4 separate regions of the Homo sapiens genome follow, and all the other regions are linked to region 2. A link is a contact called in ENCODE Hi-C or POLR2A ChIA-PET data. All regions are on one chromosome and are shown on one strand. Each heading gives the region's core, a stretch centred on a gene start or an enhancer-like site at or near the end of the contact. The rest is flanking DNA. Distances are from core to core; before and after follow the strand shown.

The links. A loop is a pair of places that touch in the nucleus more often than their neighbours do. ChIA-PET counts read pairs that join two places held with the same protein, here RNA polymerase II (POLR2A). Pooled maps may share reads with other maps.
Region 1: a pooled map shows a loop between it and region 2 (5-fold over the local background). The contact joins the promoter of NEURL1 here to the promoter of NT5C2 in region 2. A Hi-C loop is called at or near these places in 1 of 168 maps with a recorded cell type or tissue (CD8-positive, alpha-beta T cell), 5 of 37 single-sample maps with no recorded cell type and 7 of 50 pooled maps. POLR2A ChIA-PET finds 5 or more read pairs at or near these places in 3 of 52 experiments (GM10248, HEK293 and activated CD8-positive, alpha-beta memory T cell).
Region 3: a pooled map shows a loop between it and region 2 (2.6-fold over the local background). The contact joins the promoter of CALHM2 here to the promoter of NT5C2 in region 2. A Hi-C loop is called at or near these places in 2 of 50 pooled maps. POLR2A ChIA-PET finds 5 or more read pairs at or near these places in 2 of 52 experiments (GM12878 and activated CD4-positive, alpha-beta T cell).
Region 4: a map with no recorded cell type shows a loop between it and region 2 (4-fold over the local background). The contact joins the enhancer-like site here to the promoter of NT5C2 in region 2. A Hi-C loop is called at or near these places in 2 of 37 single-sample maps with no recorded cell type and 4 of 50 pooled maps.

The regions. Positions count from the first base shown.
Region 1 is chr10:103,492,344-103,495,043 of GRCh38, reverse strand. NEURL1 (neuralized E3 ubiquitin protein ligase 1) reads right to left here and starts at 1,339. Exons shown (of 6, transcript NM_004210.5): 1 at 572-1,339. The coding sequence starts at 656. NEURL1-AS1 (NEURL1 antisense RNA 1) reads left to right here. Exons shown (of 4, transcript NR_120675.1): 3 at 309-483. RefSeq lists silencers at 661-760, 841-970, 981-1,130 and an enhancer at 445-994.
Region 2 is chr10:103,191,954-103,194,653 of GRCh38, reverse strand. NT5C2 (5'-nucleotidase, cytosolic II) reads left to right here and starts at 1,382. Exons shown (of 19, transcript NM_001351169.2): 1 at 1,382-1,418. RefSeq lists a silencer at 1,288-1,567 and enhancers at 1,266-1,952, 1,953-2,641.
Region 3 is chr10:103,451,120-103,453,819 of GRCh38, reverse strand. CALHM2 (calcium homeostasis modulator family member 2) reads left to right here and starts at 1,450. Exons shown (of 4, transcript NM_015916.5): 1 at 1,450-1,664; 2 at 2,535-2,700. It overlaps CALHM1 (calcium homeostasis modulator 1), which reads left to right. Exons shown (of 2, transcript NM_001001412.4): 2 at 1-580. LOC124902494 (a long non-coding RNA gene) reads right to left here and starts at 1,377. Exons shown (of 2, transcript XR_007062275.1): 1 at 584-1,377. RefSeq lists a silencer at 1,049-1,378 and enhancers at 1,217-1,838, 1,839-2,459, 2,408-2,700.
Region 4 is chr10:103,695,375-103,698,074 of GRCh38, reverse strand. The region is part of intron 5 of SH3PXD2A (SH3 and PX domains 2A); the gene reads left to right. Among named protein-coding and RNA genes, the nearest start is that of SH3PXD2A-AS1, 50 kb to the left of the region's middle. RefSeq lists a cis regulatory region at 1,432-1,442, enhancers at 1,365-1,509, 1,945-2,054, 1,619-2,365 and a silencer at 1,675-1,734. Within about 2 kb of position 1,439, at least 18 of the 41 ENCODE cell types and tissues checked have a DNase peak (open chromatin) inside an H3K27ac peak, as active enhancers do.

The sequences.
Region 1 (2,700 bases), core at 90-2,589, 300 kb before region 2:
GATATCTGGTCTTTGGGAAAACCAGAAATCAAACTAATTCAATGGATGCAAAAACCCAACGGCTGCAAAGGACCCCAGGAACCAGCAGCTCTGACCCTTTCTTCCAGGCTGCTGTAATCCTGTCCTGAATTTTTAAAACCCTCCCATTGGAAATGCAACTAGTGCTCCCAGCCTGGTCTCTCCAGCCCTAGGGCCGATGGAAAGGAGACCCATCGAGGTGCCTCCCTGGAGACACGGACGACCCAAGCTTCCCTCCTCACTCCCCACTCCCCTATCGACCTGGCAAACATCCTTTCCCATCTCTTCAGGCTCGCCTAAGACCATGGCCTGAGGGGACTCCAGTGACGTTCCCAGTGCCAGCAGACAGAACTGCGCAGACCCCGCGGGACGCCATCCTCCATCACCATCATCGCCGGCTGCCCTCCACCCCCAGCCCACTCCACGGCCAGAGGTGCATCTCCGGCCTCCAGACACGCACAACAGGTGGCGTCTGCCCGCCCTCCCCAACCACACCTCCCTGGCCCTCCACCTGCGCCCCAGTCCTCCAGCAGCGCTCGGCCGGGGAGCCTACCTTTGAGGTTCTGGGGGTGGCCCCGCGGCGCGCGGCTCGGGTTTCCTCGGGGCAGCGAGGGGATACTGGAGAAGTTGTTACCCATGGCATCCGGCCCCAGGAGGTTCGGCGCTCGCGGGTGGGGGCGAGGCCGGGCAGGCGCTGAGGTGCGGTGTGCGAGTGTGCGCGCGCGGGTGCGCGCCACCGGGGGAGGGCCCTGCTGGGGCTGCAGCCGGGGGCGGGCGGGCAGCTCCTCAGCTTCCTTTCTCTGGACTTCGCGGTCCTTGGCGGGTTCCGCCCGCCACGGGTGTCCTGGCGCAGGCTGGGCTACCTGCCTCCCATGCCCCGTGGCGGGAGCGGGGGCCACAAGCAGGGCCCTGGGCCGGGGCCGGGGACGCCCGGGGCTCCCCGCTTGCTCCCCGGGACGCTAGGGTTCCGGCTGGGGGTGGGCGGCGCGGCGGCTCCGGCGCGCTCCCCCGGGGCCATAGAGTCAGGGTCGCTGGCGTGGGCGTTCGGCGGCTCCGAGGCAGGCTCGGTTACCGCCCCGCGGAGACGGCCGCGGCGGCGATGTGCGTGGCTCCCTCCCGCCCGCGGGTCTGCGTGGAGCGGGGCTCGGCGGAGCGCGGGGCGTTCTGGGCGCTCCGACGCAGCTGGTGTCCCCCGACCGCCGCGGTCCCGCCCGCGCCGGGTCCCTCCTGCGACCGCCGCCCCCGCCCCCCGCCCCGGCAGTCTCCAGGATTCCCTCGCTCCGGTTGTTATGGTGACAGCTGCGCCGGTGAATGAGCGTCTTAGTGACACGCGCGCGCCCGCTAGGCCAGATGTGGCCCCGGGGCGCGCCGCGTTCCCGTAGCCGCAAGCTCTCGGCGGCGCGGGTCGGGGTAAGACATCAGGCGAGTATGGTGGCACCCGGGGCTGGCCTTATTCCCAGCACGGAAACATGGAACTTGCACTTGAAAACAAGGGGAGCAGGGCCGCGAGAACGCCGAGCTCCCCGGATGCGGGGGCGGGCGAGCCAGCACTAATGTTCGGTTTCCCTAGCTCCAGGTACCGGGCCTGGCGCAGAGTGGAGAGCCCAGGGAAACATGTAAATGAGCGAGCGGATGCTTGGATAAAGTAATTGAGATTAGAACCCCGGCACTTGACCCTCCGTTCTCAGCCAGGCTAGGGGCACTAGGGCAAGGGTTCAGAGCAGGAACCCCGGGCAGTCTCACTGATGCACAGATGCCACTGAGGGCCTTTGAATGCCCGCGGACCAGACTCACAAGCCTGGAGCTCTGGCCAAGCTGAGGGAACAGATCTCCGGGACAGATCATCAGAAGACCACCAGCTCTGAACTGAGTGGTTCTGTTAGCTATAACAAGGTGGGGGAGAGGAGCCTCTGCAGCCTATGGCAGTCAAAGAAGGCTTCCTGGAGGAAGGGGGTTTCAGCAAGGGCCCTGCTCATGTGGCTAGTGCCTTCCTGTAGCTCAACACTGCACCAAGAAGCCTTCAGGAAGGGAAACAGAAGTCATTCTTCTCCTTCCTGGACCCGGGGCATCTCTCCTGGTCTATCAGGGATGGAAGATGTTCCAAGGTTCCCCCCAGGGAATCAGACTTCCTGCTCCTCTAAGTCATCTCTAGCTCCCTGCTCTGGCTTCAGCAACTCAGATCCAGAGTCCAGTGAAGACATGGGTGGGCAGGGGGACATCTCATGTATCCTTTTCTGTAATAAAGGTTCTTCCCCCAAGTCTCCATTTGGCAGCTCCTCATTATCTAGGCACAATTCGTGTCCTGACATTCCCTGACTGCCCCAACTAAAGGACCCCCTCCACTGTCAGTCACTTTCCACAATATTCCATTTTATTTTCATCATAGCTTTTATATGGAACTTGTTTACAAGTAGCCTTTCCTCGTTTATCTTCTGCCTCCCTGCTAGAACATAAGCTCTGTGAGGGGAGAGCACAGGTCAGTCGTGTTCACCAGGGTGTCCTTACCCACTGGGGGAATGCCTGGCATGTGACAGATTCTCAGAAAATAATTGTGGAATGCATGCTTCCCACTGTGGGCCAGGAGGCTCCACTGAGATCCCTGGGGGCAGAGCCTCCTGAACCACCCTTTATTTTCCTCTCCTACTCTCCTCTCTCCATCCCCATTCCAGGCATTCTACCCTT
Region 2 (2,700 bases), core at 133-2,632:
ATTACAGGTGTGAGCTACCACGCCCCGCCACCCTGGCCTTTTTTCAAATGCACTTGGTTTAAAGATTGTGTTATGCCAGCTTCCAACCCCTATTCCTCTTTTCCATATATCCTGAGAAATTTAGAAGGTGAGGGGCCCAAGGTCTATCCTTAGCTGACCTGAAGCGAAGTTGGCTGAGAAGCACAAGAAGGGGTAGAAGTGCTCTGGCGGAGCACTTATTAAAAAGACGCGGAGGTTTTGGTTGACTGCAAGCCCAATATGAGTCAACAGTATGGGTGCCAAGAACTTTATCGCAGGAGTGCAAAGCGATAGGTCCCAAAAGGAGGAAGCTATAGTCCTGCTTTGCTCTGATGATACCACAAACATTTGGTTCAGTCTTGGGTGATGTATTCTAAAGAAATCACAGTCAAATCTACCATTTGCGTGAGAGGGATAAAGACCCTCAAAACCAGGGCAGAGGAGGAACAATGGAAGGAACGGGAGACACTGATGTGGAATGAGAAGACCTTGGGCAGAGGTGATAGAAGTAAAGTATCTGAAAAGTCAAAGGTCCAGGAGAGATTAGACGTTTGTTCTCTGTGGCTCCAAGGCATCGAATTTCGGCCCTGAGAGTGGAAGTTTAGACACATTTTCTCACTGGTGAGAGCTGCTCGGACCAAGGAATTCAGTCCTCTGGAAATAGCTAGCTGCTTTTGCGGAGTCTTCCTGCTGAGTTGCTGGTGGTGGGGTGAACATTTATTGAGTGCTTACTGTGTGCCAGGATCCTGCTGAGGGCCTCACCTATATTGTGTGATTTCATCCCGTCAACACCCTTTGATGTGGGGACTGTTGTTCCCTATCCTGGTGCTACAAATGTGGGCACCAGGTATAGGAGGTCAGGTACCTCGCCCGAGGTTACAGTTTGTAAGTGGTGGTACTGGGACTGGAACTCGTTCTGACAAACTTCAAAGCTGGTGTTTTTAGCCATCAAGGGGATTCGAGGGTGCCATGGGGGTGTGGACGCATGAGGGGCCTTGAGGTCCATTAGACCAAAACATTCTGTGACTGGGAAAAAGGATGCCCTCTCCTCCCAAGGAAAAGCTTCTTCTGAATGAGACACAGTGGAGAGGTTAGCCCAGGGCCAGGCTGAGGGGCGCAGGCAGAATGCCAAGGGATGGAGACCCTCAGAAGGGCAAAGCCGGTGTTCCATCGTTTGAAGATCTCCAGACCCGCGGGACAGACAGACGCAGCGCGGTCAGGGAGCGTCGGCTTCGCCGAACTCTGCGGCGGAGCTGGGGGACGGAACAGCGCGCCGGTCCCTGGCCGGGCGCGAGCAGAGGGGCGGCGCGGGGCGGTGCCGGGCGGCGGGGGCGGGGAGGGCGCGCGTTGAGGCGGCTGCGGCAGTTGCGCGCTGGGATTGTTGCGGTGCGCTGGAGCCGGTGAGTGCGGCGGGCCCCGTGGGCGGGCGGGGAAGGAGCGGGCGAACGGGGAGCTAGGTGGGGAGGTGCGCGGCCGAACACGCGACCCCAGGGTAGCGGCCGCCGCCTGCCCCCGCCCCCGGCCCCCAGGGACCATGGCCCCAAGGCCCCTCTCCTTAGGCCGAGTCCCCGCCAGCGCGCTCGCGGACGCCGCACGCCTCCCAACTCCCTCGGTGCGGCCCCCGCCCCACGGCAGCCCCTTCCTCCGCGCCGCCGCGACGCCTCCGGCCCACGTCACGCTCGCGCCATTGTTTCCCAGCCGCCGGCTCGCTGGGACCCCGCCTCAGCCTCCCAGCGCGGCCGTTCGCCGCGTTCCGCCCTCTTCCCCCCTTTCCTCACGCTGGTGGTAGCCCTTTCCTCAGTCCTGCTGACGTCCTCCAGCTGATTCCAGGCTGTTCCCGGCCACCCCTGAGGCCGTCTTTTCGCTTCTTGTAAAAGCCTCCCCGCCCCCAGAGCTCCTCGGTCGCCTCCCGAGAAGCCAAGGGGCCTCTGGTGGAGCGCCAGGTTGACAGCGTTTTAGCAGGACCGCGAGAAACGGCCAGCTCGTTTGCCACACGCCCGTGTGCAACACTTCCTGGAAAGGTCACAGCGAATTGCAAGCCGCCACAAAAAACATCCGGACAGCTCCTGGTCAGGGGGCTGAGCCGTTCAGTGGCGGCCTATTCTTCTCCTTTTTTCGGGGCTCCTGAAATCGGAGAGGGCGAGATGCCGATCTGAGGCCTGAACCCTTAGTTTAAGAAAAACGTTTTGGGGGTTTGACTCCGGCAGGCCACAGCTTCTAAAAGCAGCAGGTAGAGGCTGCTGTCCGAATCGACGTTTTCCTGGGCTTTCACCTTTAGGGCCTTGATGTTTGAGGGGGGTCGTGCTCTGAAGTACAGCGCCCCGAAATGACTAGTCACCATTACAGGGGGGTGTGTGCGCGCCCGTCCAGGGGCCGATGAGTTCTTCAGGATTGAGCTGTACTTGGTTCCCAGTGTCTGTAGACTATTCATTTCGCCTCTTCAAGCAACGAATGCAAACTACTGACCATAATGTGAAAGGGAGAATATTGAAACTGTGTCATTTACCATGAAAACTTAGTGTTATTGCGTAGAGAAGGCTTTAGGTTTCAAAAATATTTACCACATGGCTTTTCAACAACGGTTAGAATTTATCCAGATGAAGACATCCAGGCCTGAAAGGGTGAAGTTCGAAAAGAGAAAAAAAATAGGTGTGAGCTGAGAGTGGAAAAAAAAAAAAGAAC
Region 3 (2,700 bases), core at 201-2,700, 260 kb before region 2:
AGGTAGGAGTTGGTATGGGCCCTGAAGTCAGGGAGGATTAGGATGAGCAAAAAACAAGGTGTATGTTGGTGGGTGGCAGCACTTCCAGTGGGAAGAGAAGGCCCGGAGGTATCAGGAGGTACAAATGTGATGAAGAGCAAAGCTTTGGGTCAGGCACACCTGAGTTCAAATACCAGCACTGCAGGACTTGTGGCCAGTCACCCAGCCACTCTAAGCCTCAGTGTGTCTGTCTATAAAATGGATATTAGAAGACCTGCTTGGCCAGGCGGAGTGGCTCATGCCTGTAATCCCAGCACTTGGGAGGCCAAGGAGGGAGGATCACTTGAGCCTGGGAGTTGGAGACCAGCCTGGGCAACATAGCAAGACTCTGTCTCTGTAAAGTAATAATAATAATAAGAAGAAGAAGAAGAATAAAGAGAAGATTTATAATTTTTTTAAAATGAAAAAATTATTTTTTAAAAAAGACCTGATTTTCAGGATTGTGGTAAGGATAGAGGAAGATAACTTTTAGGGAAGGATCTGGGACTGTGTTTAGCACATGCTGGGATCTGAAACAAACAAATAAACAAGCAGAACTTGGTACCTTTTCTTTCCTTCGTACATATGGTCAAGCCCAGCTCAGGGAGGCCAGCGGGTCACTCGGCAGCTCCACCATGACGGAACCACGAGCACTGCAGAGCTGACAGATGTCGGGGGTCCTCTCCCTCCATGCTAAGGGTCATCTAGCCTGTCCGTAGACTCTCCTGTGCAGCATTCCTGACCCGTGACGCTTCAGCCCGCATCTTGACCACTTTTAGATACAGGCTGGGCAGCTCTGATTATTACACAGGGCTTCCTTCAGAAACCTGCCTCCTTGTAACTTTCACCCACCAGTTGGAGCTCTGCCTGCAGGACCCGGAGAATCCCTAGGCTCCTGAATTCAATCCTCAGCCCTCCAGGGATCCGAAGCAGGTCCCGGGGAGTTAGCTGACTATAGGTCAAAGAGTCAGCATTGGGGATGGTTTGTCCAGTCAATGGACAACTCTGAGGGAGAAGGGCCAGTAGAGGGTGGGGCCCTGGCCCTGAGCATCCTGCAGGGCTCAGCGCGGGCCTGACGACACCCTCCCTTGACCCTCGCGGGGTCTCCTTTGGTAGCTTCTGCCCAGCGGGGGTCAAGTACGTGGGGTGCTCTTGAAACTGTCATGGGGGGCAGGTCTGGGTCAGATCTCCCCAATGCCTCCACATCCCCACGTGGCCCTCCCGACTGGTCCCATTGGTGTGGAGCATGGCCCGGTCCGGGTCTGGGCCGAGGGCGGAGGGCCAGCACGGCCCAGGGACGGCGAGCAGCGGGTCGGTGGGACGCGCAGCAGCTGCAGAACAGGCATCTCAACTTCCTCTCGGCTCCTCTCCTCTCGCGCCGCCCTCGGGGCCCGCCCTCCTCTGCCTGGTGGCGCCGGGAGGCTGTTTTTCCACTCACTGGCGCGCAGACTCCATCCCACTGTTTTCTTCTCTCTTTTCTGGAGTTAGATTAGTCTGAAGCCGCCACCAGCCCCAGGCCCCCGTGCAGAAGAAAAGCGGGAGGGAACGGCGGAGGCCGCCGCTGCCCTGCACCGCCCTCCTGGAGGCCACTTGGAGAGTCCGGCCCCGAGGAGGCCATGGCCACAAGTGCCCACAGCTGGCCCCAGGTAAGGAAGGGGCCCTCCCTGGGGTGTGCCAGGTGTCAGCGGAGCATGGTGGGGCCTGTCCCACGCTGCCCAGAGGGAGAGAGGCCCCTAGCTGAGGTTCCCTCCACCCGGTTGAACAGGGAGCAGTCCTGCCCCTCCCCGAGCCGCCAGTCTCCTGTCGTCACTGATGTTGGAGGAGGTCCCACTGGGGGTCTGGATGTGACCCATCCTTGGCCTGGGGGCAGTGGTCTCAGAAGATGGCCTGGCCCATCCTCTGCTCACCACCCACCCTGTGCAGGTATCTTGTACCCCACTTTGAGCCAGTTTATGAACCCAGGGCCTCCACAGGGAGCTAATTAGGAGCCTAGAAGCCAAGAAGGGAAAAGGATGGGGCAAAGGGGGCTGACTTTAACCCATTCTTCCCCAGCAGTGATGCAAACTGCCTTTCCCAGGAAGTTAGGCTGGAAGCTCCAGGCTGTGAAGTGGGGGAAGAATCAGACTCCTCCTCCTCCTCCTCCTCCTCCTCCTCCTCCTGTTGTTCCTCCTGGTCCTCCTCCTCCAGCTTCTCCTTTTCTTGGAGTCTGCATGGCCACATGGCTCTGCCTGAGCCCATCTGGCAGCCTTCCTTGGCAGGGACAGAAGGGGTGATCTAGAAGGGGTGATCCCTCCATGAAGCATGGAAGGGAACAGGGCTAGGTCTGTGTTTGGCGCTCACCCCATCCCTCCACTCCCTGGCTTCCTCTGGCCTGGGGAGTTTTGTTTTTCACCCTCCAGAGGGGGAGGACATGGGGCCACACCCTGGCCTGTCTCTCAGGCTTGTGTGGGTGGAGGCTGGGAAGGGAGTTGGGCTAAACTTCGCTGTTGCCCGAGGCCATGGCCACTTCCCGGCAGGTTGCCAGCGTCGCTACAGCCCAGACCAAGGCAGAATAATCTCCGGATGAGCTGGTGGCACCGCTGAGCCTTTGGTCTCACCAGGGCTTCCTGTTGCTGGCAGGCGGGGTGGAGCGGAGCTGCTGGGAGGCTGCTGGATAGGAGAGGGGTCACGGCTGCGGAAGAG
Region 4 (2,700 bases), core at 190-2,689, 500 kb before region 2:
CTAGTGGGCCTCAGCGTGGCCCCTTTGGAGCATTGTGGGTCAGGGCTGTCTGTTTAGCTTCAGGAGCCTGGGCCAGCCACTGAAGCCTCAGACCTCAATCTCCTCATCCATGAAATGGGTGAGCACCTGCTCTGCCTACTTCAGAACACCAAAGAATAAATCCTGGGAGTTTTCAAGGGGAAGGCAGAGTGTGGGGAGCCATGTGTCAAAACAGGGGAACAACACATGTGAATTGTTCAGTGCCTTTCCTGCCCCCACCAGCCTCTCCCTGTGCAGTCTCCAACACCAGCCATTTCACTAGAGCATCCGGGGAGGGAGCACAGCGTGTCTGGCCAAGATAAAATGAAAGGAAAAAAGAAAAACCCTTTCGGGTCTACATTAGCATAAAAATGCAAGCCCTTTACATCTCTTGGTTTTGGGGCTCTGAGAGTTGGCCACTCCTTGGGAGGTTAAATGTGTCCTAATAGAGGGGTCCAGAGGCGTGCGTCCATTCCTGTGGGTCAGGGATGAACACACTTCCTGGTGCTCGGCGCTAGACAGAGACCAGTGGTTGTTCTGGCATTTGCGAAAGCCCAAAACTCTGAAAGTGGGGCTGGAATCACACCTGCCTGGCACTGTCTGCCAGCATCGTGGTGAGGTCCTTAAGGAGAAGCTCCTTTTGTTTCAGGGGCTCTGTAGGACCCAGGTTTAAACAGGTCTTTGCCACCTGTGTAGCAACTGAGGTGGGTCAGATGGGCCCAGGTATGAAAGAATAACAACAAAGACAATTTATAGCAGTTTCTGTGCCGGCCACTGTGCGAAGCCCTTTCTACACACTGTACATTGCATCTTCCCCAAACCCCAGGGGTTTGGTGCTATTATTGTCCTCGTTCTACAGATAGAGAAGTAGAGGCTCAAGAGGCCAAGAAAGTAGATCAAGGGCACCCCCCTGCCCCCACTGCAAGCAGCAGGGATTTGAACTGGAGGCCTCCGTCTCCAGAACCTGCTCATCCAAACATAGCTTGCATCATCCTATGGGGAGGGGCCAAGAGAGGAACCGTATCACCCGGGGATGGGGCGGGGTGGGAGTAGAGGCCCCAGGAGTCCTTGTTTAGATGGGGAGGGATGGAGTGCTGGTTGGAGGAACTCCACCCCTCTTTCCCAGCCAGGCCAGACCTGTGGACCACAGGAGATCACCCATCCCAGTTTGTCCAGTTTGAGCCCTGAAAGTCCCATGTCCCTGTTTTCCTGGGACTGTGGGTCACTGTACCTGTGGTTTGAGTCACCCCTGGACCAGCTGCAGAGAATGAATGGCTGAGTGGTCTGATGGGAGCTGTTTTAGGACACAGCTTGGGAGGCCTTTTCAATTACATTAGCCTCTGGCAACGCTAGAGGGAGATGCTAGCCCCGCCCTTCCTCCCCTCCTCTTCTTCCTGTGGCTCCCTGGCCGATATGATTCAGCAGCAAGTCGGAAGCAGGCTAGACTGTGACCTACCAGGAGTGGAGTCACCGGCAGGGTGGGGGCTGTCAGCACCAGCTCAGGGCAAGACTTGGAGCAAGGACGGAGTGTGGATTGGAGAAGGGGACTGATGGGAAGAGGGGGGGTTCTTGAGTTGTTAGGGAACTGAGCCCCAGCAGAGGGCCCTGCTGTCCTGCCAGACTGGAACTGGTTATAGGGCAGTGGGAAGTGGTCATGGTGTGAAGGGGGATCCCTGCCTTTGCGTCTTGCCCTCGTATGTGAGGGATGGGAGAGTCCCAGCCACTGGATACCTAAACTGCTTATCACCCTATTCAGCAGCTAAAAATATGAAATGGCTTTGCTAAAGGATGCCCAACTGGAAACTTCCAGAAGGTCTCCTATTAGGGCAGCGCCTGCTCGGGCAGGCCAGACACCCTGAAGGATTCAGGATTCCTCTTCGTTCCCACCATTCAGTCACAGCCTGGTGACCCCCACTGCCAGGACCTCAGCCTCCACCCCATTAACCCCATGTGCTGATCAGGCCCTCTGGGCTCTGCCTTCTACTCCTGCATCCACTACTCCAGGAAGGGGTGGTAAGTGGGCATTTGTCTTGAGCCTCAGAGCAAGGCCTGGGTTTTCTGGTCCCCAGTCCTGGTCTCACCCACTCACTATGGCCTTGAGGAAGTTGTCCGGCTTCTCTAAGCTTTGGTCTTCTCACCTGCAAGAGGAGAGCCCACACCCCCTGCAGGGAGGGACCCGGAAGTCCTCGGTGGGGAGGACTCTGAACTCTGGCTGAAGGACAGGCAGGCCAAGAGATATTTTCTAGAGGCTCCTTCAGCACTACAAGCACGTTGTTCTTACTGAGCATAAATGTTTCTTAGGGGTGGCTGGAGGCCTGATGGAGATTATGCAACACTGGAGCAGCCTCAGAATCCCCAGGGGAGTTTGTTGGAGATGCAGACCATGCAGTAGGTTGGGGTGGGGCCCTGCATCTGAATTTTAACCACTTTCTAGATGATTCCATTGAATAGCAGGCTGAGAATCACCAACCAGGGCCTGGCACAAAGGAGGCCCTCCAAGCATGTGAGTTTTGTGTCTTCCCCACTCTTTTTTTTTTTTTTTTCTTTTTGAGACAGAGTCTCACTTGTCACTCAGGCTGGAGTGCAGTGGCACCACCACAGCCCACTGCAGTCTTGACCTCCTGGGCTTCAAGCAATCCTCCCACCTCAGCCTCCCTTGTGGCTGGGAGTACAAGTGCTTGC